Linked DNA regions of Homo sapiens: region 2 is linked to region 1. A link is a contact called in ENCODE Hi-C or POLR2A ChIA-PET data. All regions are on one chromosome and are shown on one strand. Each heading gives the region's core, a stretch centred on a gene start or an enhancer-like site at or near the end of the contact. The rest is flanking DNA. Distances are from core to core; before and after follow the strand shown.

Region 1 (5,333 bases), core at 2,139-4,638:
GGGACTACAGGCACACAGCACCACACCCATTTTTGTAGAGATGGAGGTCTTGCTATGTTGCCTCGGCTAGTCTCGAACTCCTGCCCTCAAGGGATCCTTTCAGCCTCAGCCTCCAAGTCACTGGGATTAGAGGCTGCAGCCACTGCACTCAGCAAAACAATGATGTTCTAACGCACACAACCTTCCCTTCTGCATGTGTTAGCTGGCATTCAAGGATGGAATTTTTTTCTTTTTTCTGTTTTTTCTTTTTCTTTTTTTTTTTTTTTTTTTGAGACGGAGTCTCGTTCTGTTGCCCAGGCTGGAGGGCAGTGGCGCAATCTCGGCTCACTGCCAGCTCCGCCTCCCGGGTTCACACCATTCTCCTGCCTCAGCCTCCTGAGTAGCTGGGACTACAGGCGCCCACCATCACACCCAGCTAATTTTTGTATTTTTAGTAGAGACGAGGTTTCACCATGTTGGCCAGGCTGGTCTCGAACTCCTGACCTTGTGATCCGCCCGCCTCACCCTCCCAATGTGTTGGGATTACAGGCGTGAGCCATTGCACCCGGCCTCTTTTTTCTTTTAAAGGAACAGAGGTAGCGCTCACATCTAAGCTGCTCACCATTGGACTTCCCAGCCTCAGCTTTTAGGCATTCCTCTTGAGCTATAAAATCGGGAAGGAGGGCTGGGCATGGTGGCTCACACCTGTAATCCCAGCACTTTTGGGAGGCCAAAGAGGGAGGATGGCTTGAGCCCAGGAGTTCAAGACCAGCTCTGTGCAACATGGTGAGACCCTGTCTCTATCAAAAAACAAACAAATGGGCCTGGCACAGTGACTCATGCCTGTAATCCCAGCATTTTGAGAGGATGAGGCAGTTGGATCACTTGAGGCCAGGAGTTCGAGACCGGCCTGGCCAACAGGATGAAACCCTGTCTCTACTAAAAATACAAAACTAGCCAGATGTGGTGGCGGGTGCCTGTAATCCCAGCTAATCAGGAGGTTGAGGCAGGAGAATCGCTTGAACCTGGGAGGTGGAGGTTGCAGTGAGCCGAGATTGCGCCATTGCACTCCAGCCTGGGCAACAAGAGTGGAACTCTGTCTCAAAACAAACAAACAGACAAACAAAGGAATAGACTGCGTGCAGTGGCTCATGCCTGTAATCCCAGCATTTCAGGAGGACGAGGCAGGTGGATCACTTGAGGCCAGGAGTTCGAGACCAGCCTGGCCAACATGGCGAAACCCCGTCTCTTTTAAAAATACAAAAAATTTAGCCGAGCATGATGGCGCACGCTGTAATCCCAGCTACTCAGGAGACTGAGGCGTGAGAATTGCTCGAACCTGAGAAGCGGAGGTTGCAGTAAGCTGAGATTGCACCACTGCACTGCAGCCTGGGTGACAGAGTGAGGCTCCGTCTCAAAAAAACAAACAAACAAACAACAACAACAACAAAAATTAGCCAGGTGTGGTGGTACATGCCTGTGGTCCCAGCTACTCGGTAGGCTAAGATGGGAGGATTACTTGAGCCTAGGAGGTGGAGGTTGCAGTGAGCTGAGATCCTGCCACTGCATTCCAGCCTGGCCAACGGAGCTAGACACTGTCTCAAAAAAAAAAAAAAAAAAATTCAGAAAGGAGGTGCCCAGTGCTGCTCTGTGTCTTGAGCAATCCCACAATCCCATCACCCCTTCTCCGGGCACTTCCTCATCAGGAAACAGGAGCCAGTTGGAGTCTGGCTCAGGACTCTGCAGCCTCAGTCATGCTGTCCCCTGGGCTCAGCATCCCGTCCTCTCCAAGTGTGCAGGGGGCAGCTTAGATGCCAGGCTCAAGCAGGGCAGGCAGCACAGTCCCACAGAGGGTACTGGCCAGCCCAGGCAACTGATTGCTCAGTGGGATGGCAGAGGTCAGCAGAACAGGAAGGGACGGACAATAGCTGTGCCTGTTGCCTGGCCTGCCACAGCAATCTCGGTGTTTGCCAGCTGGGTGGGGCTGGCTAGGCAATCCTCAGCAGCAAAGCTCAAGGTTCCATCTCCCATTTTAGTTTGCCCCTCTGCAGGTCCTGGTGGGACTGATATGCACAACATCTCACCCTGGGAACTGCAAAGAACCAGTCTTTCTATGGAGCTTGAGCAGGGTCTCAGCACTTAGAGGCTTCCAGGAACTACAGTTCCCAGAACACACAGCATTCAGCCCCAGTTGCTGTCCAAGTGGCTGGGTTTGAACTAGAACAAGGAAATCTCACTTGTCCCGGGAACTGAGCGTCCTGGCCTGGTCCAGGTGCATTTGTGACTCTTGTTTCTTGGATCTGTGTCCACCTGATAAATCCCCCTTCCTTATAAACTACATGGTCTATTTGTCCACACAGGTTTGCTGAGAACCTGCCGTGTGGCAGCCTGAGGTGGGAGTGAGGGGTTGACAAGAGAGACTCAGCCTCCACCCTCACAGTCAGATGGAGGAGACAGATCTATGAAAGGCTGGCTGGGTACCTTCTGTGACCTAGCACATAAACAAACCAACAAGCAGATAAACTATCTCACCCTTGTCTTTCATTGCATCTTGCCTTTCCACACTGATTTACTAGCTCCCACGATATTGCAGTATCCTAAAGCGTGCTGTATCTCTCTGTCCGGCTTTTGCACGCTCTGTTACCTCTACCAGGAGCACATTCAGCTTATTCACTGACGCGTCTTCAGAGGTAGGACAGAGTCTGGCACGGAGCAGTCTGGCACATTAAATATTTGATGAGTGAGTGAACGAATGAATGAATGAATGCCTTTGTCCATTGTACAGCCCAGGAAGCAGGGAAACTCGGGACCCTCCCTATTCATCTCGATCCCCCGCCCGCCCCCAGAGATTGAATGCATCTTTTTATCCGCTCCGAGGATGGCCAGGCTGGGGCAGAGGAGGCCGGGCAGGGAACTGGGTTGGGGACTGCCATTGACCCCCACCCAGGTCTCCTAAACTGTCCGCTTTCCTGGACGTCGGAAGTTCGAATCCTTTCCCCGAAACCTGGCCTAGGTCACCTGACTCCCCCGCCCCTCACCACCCAGGGCACCCGAGACTGACACTCAGCCGACAGCACGTGGTTCAGGGGCCCCAGCTTCCTTCCCATTGGCCGCTTGTCTCCTTCCTCCCTCGCGATTGGCCGGGGCCCAGCTGCAGCTCCCCCCCCTCCTCAGCCCTCCGGTGGTACAGCCAGCCGCGGCTTAGGCGGGGCGGAACGGTCCACTGCTTCGCGGCGAGGGGAGGAGTCGGGAAGAGCCGGGCGAGGCGGAGGGATCCCTCTGGAATGTTTCCGTCGGGTCCACCCGAAGCGGAAGACGCGGATTGGCTGCGAGCACCGAGAGGCAGCCGCTGATTGGCCGGCCGCGGGCGTCGGCCCCGCCCCCCAGGCGCCGCTGCGGGAGAGGCCCGGTCTGGAGTTTGCGGAGGGCCGAGCCGGGTGCGCACGGGGAGGCGGAGGCAGCGGCGGCGGCGGCGGCGGCGGCGGCGGCGGCGGAGCAGGTGAGTGGCCTCTGCGAGAAGGATGTGTCTGCTCCGGGGGCCTCGGGGGTCGCGGGCCTGCGAGGATCCGGCCGATCCTGCAGGGTGGGGCCGGCGCCGTGGACGCGACTGGAGGTCTAGGCTGCGCGCGGGGATGCCGGAGGCCCCTTCCCAGGGGAAGCGGGGGTGGGGGGTGGTGGGGGCAGCTCCCTTCCTGCTGGCGGGCAGGGGACAAACGCCTCCCAACGCTGGGCTGGGGTTTCTGGGCTTGCCCCTCCCCCCGTCCCCCGGCTGGACTGTCCCCATCCCAGCGTGGACAGGCGCGGGGTCAGTGTTTCTGACCCTTTCCTGGGCACTTCCCCTGAGCTAACCGCGTCTGAACCCTCCAGGGCCTTGGGGGGGACGCAGTGAGGACCACGGTCTGAATAATAATCGTCATGAAAAACTCCACCTCAGCTAGCATTTATTGGAGAGCTTCCGTGTCAGGCATTTACCATGAGGATAATTGACTCTAAACACCTCATGGGAGGTGCTGTGCCTTCTTGTAAAAAAGGTGAGGCAGCCTACCCAGAGAGGTGGAGTGACTTGCCCAAGGTCACACAGCTAGTAACTGGCACATCTGGGACTGGAACTCATGCCCCAGGGTCCAGAACTGGAGTCACACCCACTAGACTGGATACCAATAACTCCACGGCTCAGTTGTTGCTGAGTAGCTCCGGCCCCCTACCCCTCCCACCCCCTACCCCGTACTCATCATCAGGGCCACACCTGCTGGTCTTTTGCTTTACCAGCCACTCAAACAGGAAGCTGCCCTCCTTTCCCTTCTCCCCAGAGCTGGAGAGGGCAGGTCTAACTACCTGGGTCCAGAGAAGAGAGTGGCGTCTGCAGGGGGCCAGGATGCTGGGGTCTGGGCCCACTGGGTTCCCCCCTGGCAACCTGGGCCGAGGCTGGGAAGTAGGCGTTCTCCCCGGAAACACCCAGGAGCCGGTTTTTCAAGAGTGAATCAGAGGCCTCTTTCCCTCCTTCTCTCCAAAGCAACACTGTGCTGGAACGGGGAGCCTGGGCGTGGTTTCCCCCTTCCCCTAGCTTCTGTGTGCTCCCAGGAACCCCCTTCCCCTCCTCCTGCTGGCCACACTGCTTCTGTGTGGCCGTGGGGTTGCTAAGTTTCAGGCCCTTCCCAGGATGAGGGGGTGAGGATGCTGAAATTCCAGCCCAAACACTCAATATCCGGGCTGAAGTGGCTCTTCATCTCTGTGTTCAGGTGTGAGGGGAGCCAGGGAAAGTGGGGAGCCTAGGACAGTTGGCAACCGCACAGCAGGCATGTTTAGGGGGCTGTTTCAAGGATGGGGAGCACAGAGAGCAATCAGAACGAGGACCTGAGACACATTCATTCACTCAGTCTACAAATATTTAGTGAGCACCTGCTACGTGCATGTGCTAGGCACTGTTCTTGGCACAGAAAATGCAACAGTGAACAAAACAAAATCCCTACTTTTGAGGAGTTGGCACTCTGAAAGGAAGGAAGCAGCCAACAAACAAGTTAGCAAGTAAATAAAGAAGATAATTTCAGATGGCACTAACTGCTATGAATAAAATATGAGCGGGTGGTACTGTAGAGAGTAGTTGTGGGCAAGGGGTGCCAGCCCAGCAAAGATCAGGCAAGGGGGCCCGGGCGCGGTGGCTCACGCCTGTAATCCCAGCACTTTGGGAGGCCGAGGCGGGTGGGTTGCTTGAGGTCAGGAGTTTGAGACCAGCCTGGCCAACATGGGGAAACCCTGTCTCTACTAAAAATACAAAAATTGGCTAGGGGCATGGCTCACCCCTGTAATCCCAGCACTTTGGGAGGCTGAGACAGGTGGGTCAAGAGGTCAGGAGT
Region 2 (5,300 bases), core at 2,689-5,188, 650 kb after region 1:
TTCCCTAGATTAGGGGTTCAGATCAGGCCTGTAATCCTGGTGGGCACGGAGGTGATGGTGAAGGAGACAGCTGTGGTCCAATGAAGGTGGGGAGGGCTGAGGGTGGCTCTCTCCAATCCAGACCCACCGGGGCTCCCCAGAAGTGGGCGGTCAGGTCAGGAGATGGCGGCTGGGCCAGAGTTGCAGCTGAGAGGTCGAGGCCATTTTCCTAAGGGATTTGGGGAGCTGGCCTGGCGGGAGCTGTCAGGAGCGCTGTGATGAGGGCTTTTTTGCATCCTCCCCACCCCTGCCGACCTCCCAAACTAGCTAACACTTAATGAGCACGTTCTATGTTCTAAGCCTGTTCTATGCATGTGTGGGCCTATGTGTATTAACTCATGTAATGTTCACCATGAAGTCGGGCGCGGCGGCTCACGCCTATAATCCCAGCACTTTAGGAAGCCGAAGCCCGTGGATCACTTGATGTCAGGAGTTCAAGACCAGCCTGGGCAAAATGGTGAAACCCCGTCTGTACTAAAAATACAAAAATTAGCCGAGCGTGATGGCCAGCACCTCTAATCCCAGCTACTTGGGAGACCGAGGCAGGAGAATCGCTTGAACCCGGGAGGCAGAGGTTGCAGTGGGCCAAGATCGTGCCACTGCACTCCAGCCTGGGTGACAAGAGTGAAACTCCGTCTCAAAAAATAATAATAATAAAAATTAAAAATAGTGTTCACCATGGCCCTCTGACGTTTCATTGACATTCTCATTTTACAGATGGGGAAACTGAGTCAACAGAGGGTCAATGTCCTTTGCCAGAGGATGCACAGCCAAGCTGGCATCCGGGCTCCCAAACCTGTCTCAGGAGGGTGCATGCCTGGCCTTGGCAGGGCCATATCTGTGGGAGTCTTCAGGCGTTGTGGGGATAGGTGCCAAGGCTACATTGAAGTGTGGGTAGGTTATGCAAGTGGGGGATGGCGCCTGGTGGGCTCCTTGGGGGCTGTCGACACATGATACTGAAGGCTGTGCACTACAGAGGTTGCACCAGCACCCCCCTAGACTTCCCATGCCATCTGAGTGCAGGGAGAGAGTTTCCCAGCACCAGCTTCAGATGGCCTGAACTCCGGGCTCCCTGGCACCCCAATAGTCACCACTGAGCCGCCCACAGGACCCTTAAGGGAGCTGCCTGAGGGGCCTTCCGGAGCCCCAGATCCTATGGGGCGGGGAGAAGAGTAGATACTAGCATCTCAGACACGGAGATGGACCAGCTGCCTGGGAAGTGACCAGCTTTGAGTCCTGTAAGAAATGTCCATTTGGCTCACATGACCAAGTCAATCACTCAAATGGTTGAGTTGGGGAGATGGCTGAGTTACAGGGATCCTGGACAGTCTAAAGCCAAGAAGGTGAGGAGGGCTTCTCGGAGGAGGTGATACCCTGGGAACTGAAGGATGCTCGGGAGTTGGCGAATAACAGGCAGGACCTTCCTGCGGGAGAGGTTGGGACACCAGGAACTTTTCCAAGTGGAAGGTAGAGGGGACACGTGATTGGATTTAACGGGCTGTCTCTGGAGAATGGCTAGAAGGCATAAGGAAAGTCGGAGAGGACCAGGGAGGTGGCTGTTGGAATATATTTAGGCCAGAGATGATGGTGACTTAAGGATACAGTTGGCAGATTTAACAAATAAAAAATACAGGACATCAGTTAAATTTGAATTTCAGATACAGAACAAGTAATTTTTTTTTAGTATAAAACTTTTTTTTTAGTATAGCGATGTCCCCAAAATTGCATGGGACATACTTATACTAAAAAAAGAGATCCGCTGTGTATCTGAAAAATTAAGTTTCACTGGGTGTCCTGTGTCTCATCTGGGAACTGTACTTGGTGGAGGGGGGTGGGTCTCAGGGGCCCCTGGGGAGGGGGAAACGATCATAGCTAACACTCAGGGAATAAATGCACTTTATTTTTCTTTTTTATGTGTTTTCATTTTACTTATTCACTTTTTCGTAGAGATGGGGGTCTCACTATGTTGCCTAGGCTGGTCTCAAACTCCTAAGTTCAAGCGATCCTCCTGCCACAGCCTCCCAAAGTTTTGGGATTATAGAGTGAGTTGACACTCCTAACCCAACAAATGCACTTTGAAGTGAGTACTGCTATCATGCCCATTTTACAGCTAGGTAAACTGAGGCCTGGAGCAGTTTTGCTCTTGTCGTGTGTGTGCGGGGGGGGGGCTTTTTTTTTTTTTTGGTAACTTGTTTATACTGTTAGGTTAGGAAGTGGGTGACCCTCGATTGGAACCCAGGCATGTTGGCTGCAGTCCCTCAACTCTCAGAACTTGAACCCCCTCCCCCACGGGATTGGTGGGGGTGGTTGGACACTATGGTTCCCTGGGTTCCTGGTGACCCAGCTAAGGGCCTTTCTCATGGGATGCGCTTCCCCAGTCCCCCAGCGCAGCCTAGGCTCTGTGGCACCCCTACTTGCCCCCCTCCTGCCAGGACAGCGAGGCACTGGGAGGGACGGGAGGCGGCCTCAGGGGGCCTCCTCTCCCGGCTGAGGCTCGGCCTCGCCCTCCTCCAGGCTGGGAGGATCCGCCGTCTGCGCCGCCGGCAGGGGGAGGGGGCGGGTTATTTTTACCTCCCTCCAGGCAGCCGGGGCGACAGGAAGTGAGCGCGCGGCCCGCCAGATGTGGGGAGCCAGGGAGCTGGGAACAGCCACAGCTGGACTGGCGGCCGGCCGGGAGCGGGGTTAGGGGGGAGGGTGTGTGGAGGGTGGATCCCCAGGCCTCCGGTCCCCTCTTTGTTCCCCGCCGCCCCAGCCTCCCCTCCAAAGACCCCTCGTCCCCATCCCCCGCTCATGTGGGTCGTGGCCTCGCTGTCCCTCATCTGGGCGCCAATCCCCTCGCTGGCTCGAGGGCTCTCAGATCCTGGGCAGGGAGGGGGACCCTGCCCCTCGCCCCAGGGACCCCCAGGTCCCAGCAGAGTCGGGGGTAAGAGGGGGAGACGGCCTCTCGCCGGCCCCGCCTGCCACCGCCATTGTTTACCCGTCGGCTGCCTCCTAGGAAACTTAACCCGCCCGCGGTAATTTTATTTGGGAACTTCGGCCAGTTGCCATAGCAACCCCCAGTGACGTCAGAGGGGCTGGGGCCCGAAATCCCCGGGAAAGTGGGGGGGATGGGATGGGGGGGAGACCCCCAGAAGGGCTCTCCTTAACCCTCTGCGTACCAGATCCCAGCCAGGCAGGGACAGCCAGATGTGACACTTCTTGGGTGCGCCCCCCCAGTTCTGGCCTGGGGCCAGGTCAGGGTGGCAGGCCAGGCCTTGATGTCATCGGGAGCTGGGTGGGTGGTGAGTCATTCCTGAGGTGGGGGCTGGGCCAGGCCTGGGGTCTATTCCTGTCTGACCTGCCCCACCAGTGCCCTTGAGCAATACTGGGACCCTTCCCCGGGGATTTCAGGCACCTGGCTGGGAGTCCCCACAGATCCCTGGGACCTCTCTGCCCTTCTGAACCATTATGTAGGTAGACAAAGTCTTTCCTGGTGCTCCAGACACCAGGCAATTGAGTTTGTCACGGTGAGCTGGGGCCACCGTGTAATGTCCTTCTCCGGATGTGGGGAGTGGCTGGTGCCCTGGTGAGGGGGCAGGGATGTGGTGGGATCCCGGCTCAGTCCATAACACAGCTGGTCGCCAGGGCAACAGGAGGCAGGGGCCCTGACTGGCATGGGGGTCACTGCCGCCAGCCGGGGGCTGGGCTGGGAGGAGCCACTCTAACCGCAGTGACGTGGGACTTCCTCGGCAGGGCCTGTTTGATGTCTCTGTGTGTGGCGTTGCCATGGGGCCCAGCAGGCAGCCCTGCATGTGAGCTGGGGTGACCTGTGGGCCGGCTGGGCCTGTCAGGGTCCCTTGATCCAGGTGTACCTGGTGTATCACTTACCCTCTTTCTACCTGCGATCAGCACATCACACGTCTCACCTCAAAGCCTGGTAACAACTGCAAATTGCGCATTTTCAGCCCCATTTTTCAGCCGACAAAACTGAGGCTTAGGAAGTGTAATCGCCTGGCCCCAAAGCCATCCCAAAGACATCCAGCTAGAAAGCTGGGGTGTAGGGCCTGGCGCTGTGGCTCACACCTGTCATCCCAGCACTTTGGGAGGCTGAGGCGGGCGGATCACTTGAAGTCAGGAGTTCAAGATCAGCCTGGCCAATATGGTGAAACCCTGTCTCTACTAAAAATAGAAAAATTAGCCGAGCATGGTGGTGCACGCCTGTAATCCCAGCTACTTGGGAGGCTGAGGCAGGAGAATCGCTTGAACTGGGGAGGCAGAGGTTTCAGTGAGCCAAGATTGTGACAATGCACTCCAGCCTGGGCGACAGAGTGAGACTCCTTCTCAAACAAAACAAAACAAAACAAATCTTTGTTCTTCTTCCATTCCACTCCTCTCTCTGCCTCCATGAAACCGGTCTGCTTTGCTGGTTTTCCAATGTTCCAGGCACCGTCCTACCGCAAAGCCTGTGCACTGGCCGTTCTCTACCTGGAACTCTCTTCCTCTCGATGTCTTCCTGGCTTTTCCCTCAGTGCCTAAAAGTCTTTGTTCAAAGTCACCTCCTCCTCAGGGAGGACTTTCCTGACCTAACCTCCACTCATTTCATCTCTCATCTCTCTTGCCTTTTTCTAGATTACCCATAGACTTTCCACCCAACACATTTTATATATATATATATATATATATATAATATAATTTAAAACAATATATATATAATTTTTAAACATATAGACACATAATTTTAAAATATATATAGATATATAATTTTTAAATATATAGATATGTAATTTTTAAAAATATATATAGATATATAATTTTTTTTTGAGACAGGGTTTCCCTGTGTCGCTCAGGCTGGAGTCCAGTGGAGCAATCTTGGCTCACTACAACCTCCGCCTCCTGGTTCAAATGATTCTCCTGCCTCAGCCTCCCGAGTAGCTGGGTACAGGCGTGCGCCACCATGCCCGGCTAATTGTTGTATTTTTAGTAGAGACGGGGTTTCACCATGTTGGCCAGGCTTGTCTCGAACTCCCGACCTCAAGTGATCAGGCTGCCTCAGCCTCCCAAAGTGCTGGGAAGACAGGCATGAGCCACCGCTCCTGGCCACATTATATATCTTTATACCTATCTATCTGCTTATCATGTTTGTTTCTCCCATAGATGCTGGTCCCAAAAGTACAGGGATTTTTTTTTCTGTTTTGTTCTCTTCTGTGTCCCCAAATGCCCGGAACAGAGCCTGACATACATACAGCAGGCACTCAATGTTTGTAGAATGAACAAAAGGGTGT

The links. A loop is a pair of places that touch in the nucleus more often than their neighbours do. ChIA-PET counts read pairs that join two places held with the same protein, here RNA polymerase II (POLR2A). Pooled maps may share reads with other maps.
Region 2: a loop to region 1 is called in a pooled map, with 3 times the contacts of the local background. The contact joins the enhancer-like site here to the promoter of GIPC1 in region 1. A Hi-C loop is called at or near these places in 1 of 168 maps with a recorded cell type or tissue (PC-9) and 4 of 50 pooled maps. POLR2A ChIA-PET finds 5 or more read pairs at or near these places in 1 of 52 experiments (MCF 10A).

The regions. Positions count from the first base shown.
Region 1 is chr19:14,494,182-14,499,514 of GRCh38, reverse strand. It overlaps GIPC1 (GIPC PDZ domain containing family member 1), which reads left to right and starts at 3,388. Exons shown (of 9, transcript NM_005716.4): 1 at 3,388-3,478. RefSeq lists enhancers at 1,367-1,866, 3,147-4,073 and silencers at 3,055-3,114, 3,255-3,484.
Region 2 is chr19:13,845,140-13,850,439 of GRCh38, reverse strand. No RefSeq gene overlaps it. Among named protein-coding and RNA genes, the nearest start is that of MIR23AHG, 4.9 kb to the right of the region's middle. RefSeq lists silencers at 2,394-2,599, 2,420-2,689 and an enhancer at 3,270-3,449. Within about 2 kb of position 3,938, at least 41 of the 41 ENCODE cell types and tissues checked have a DNase peak (open chromatin) inside an H3K27ac peak, as active enhancers do; they include PC-9, where a contact is called at or near this core.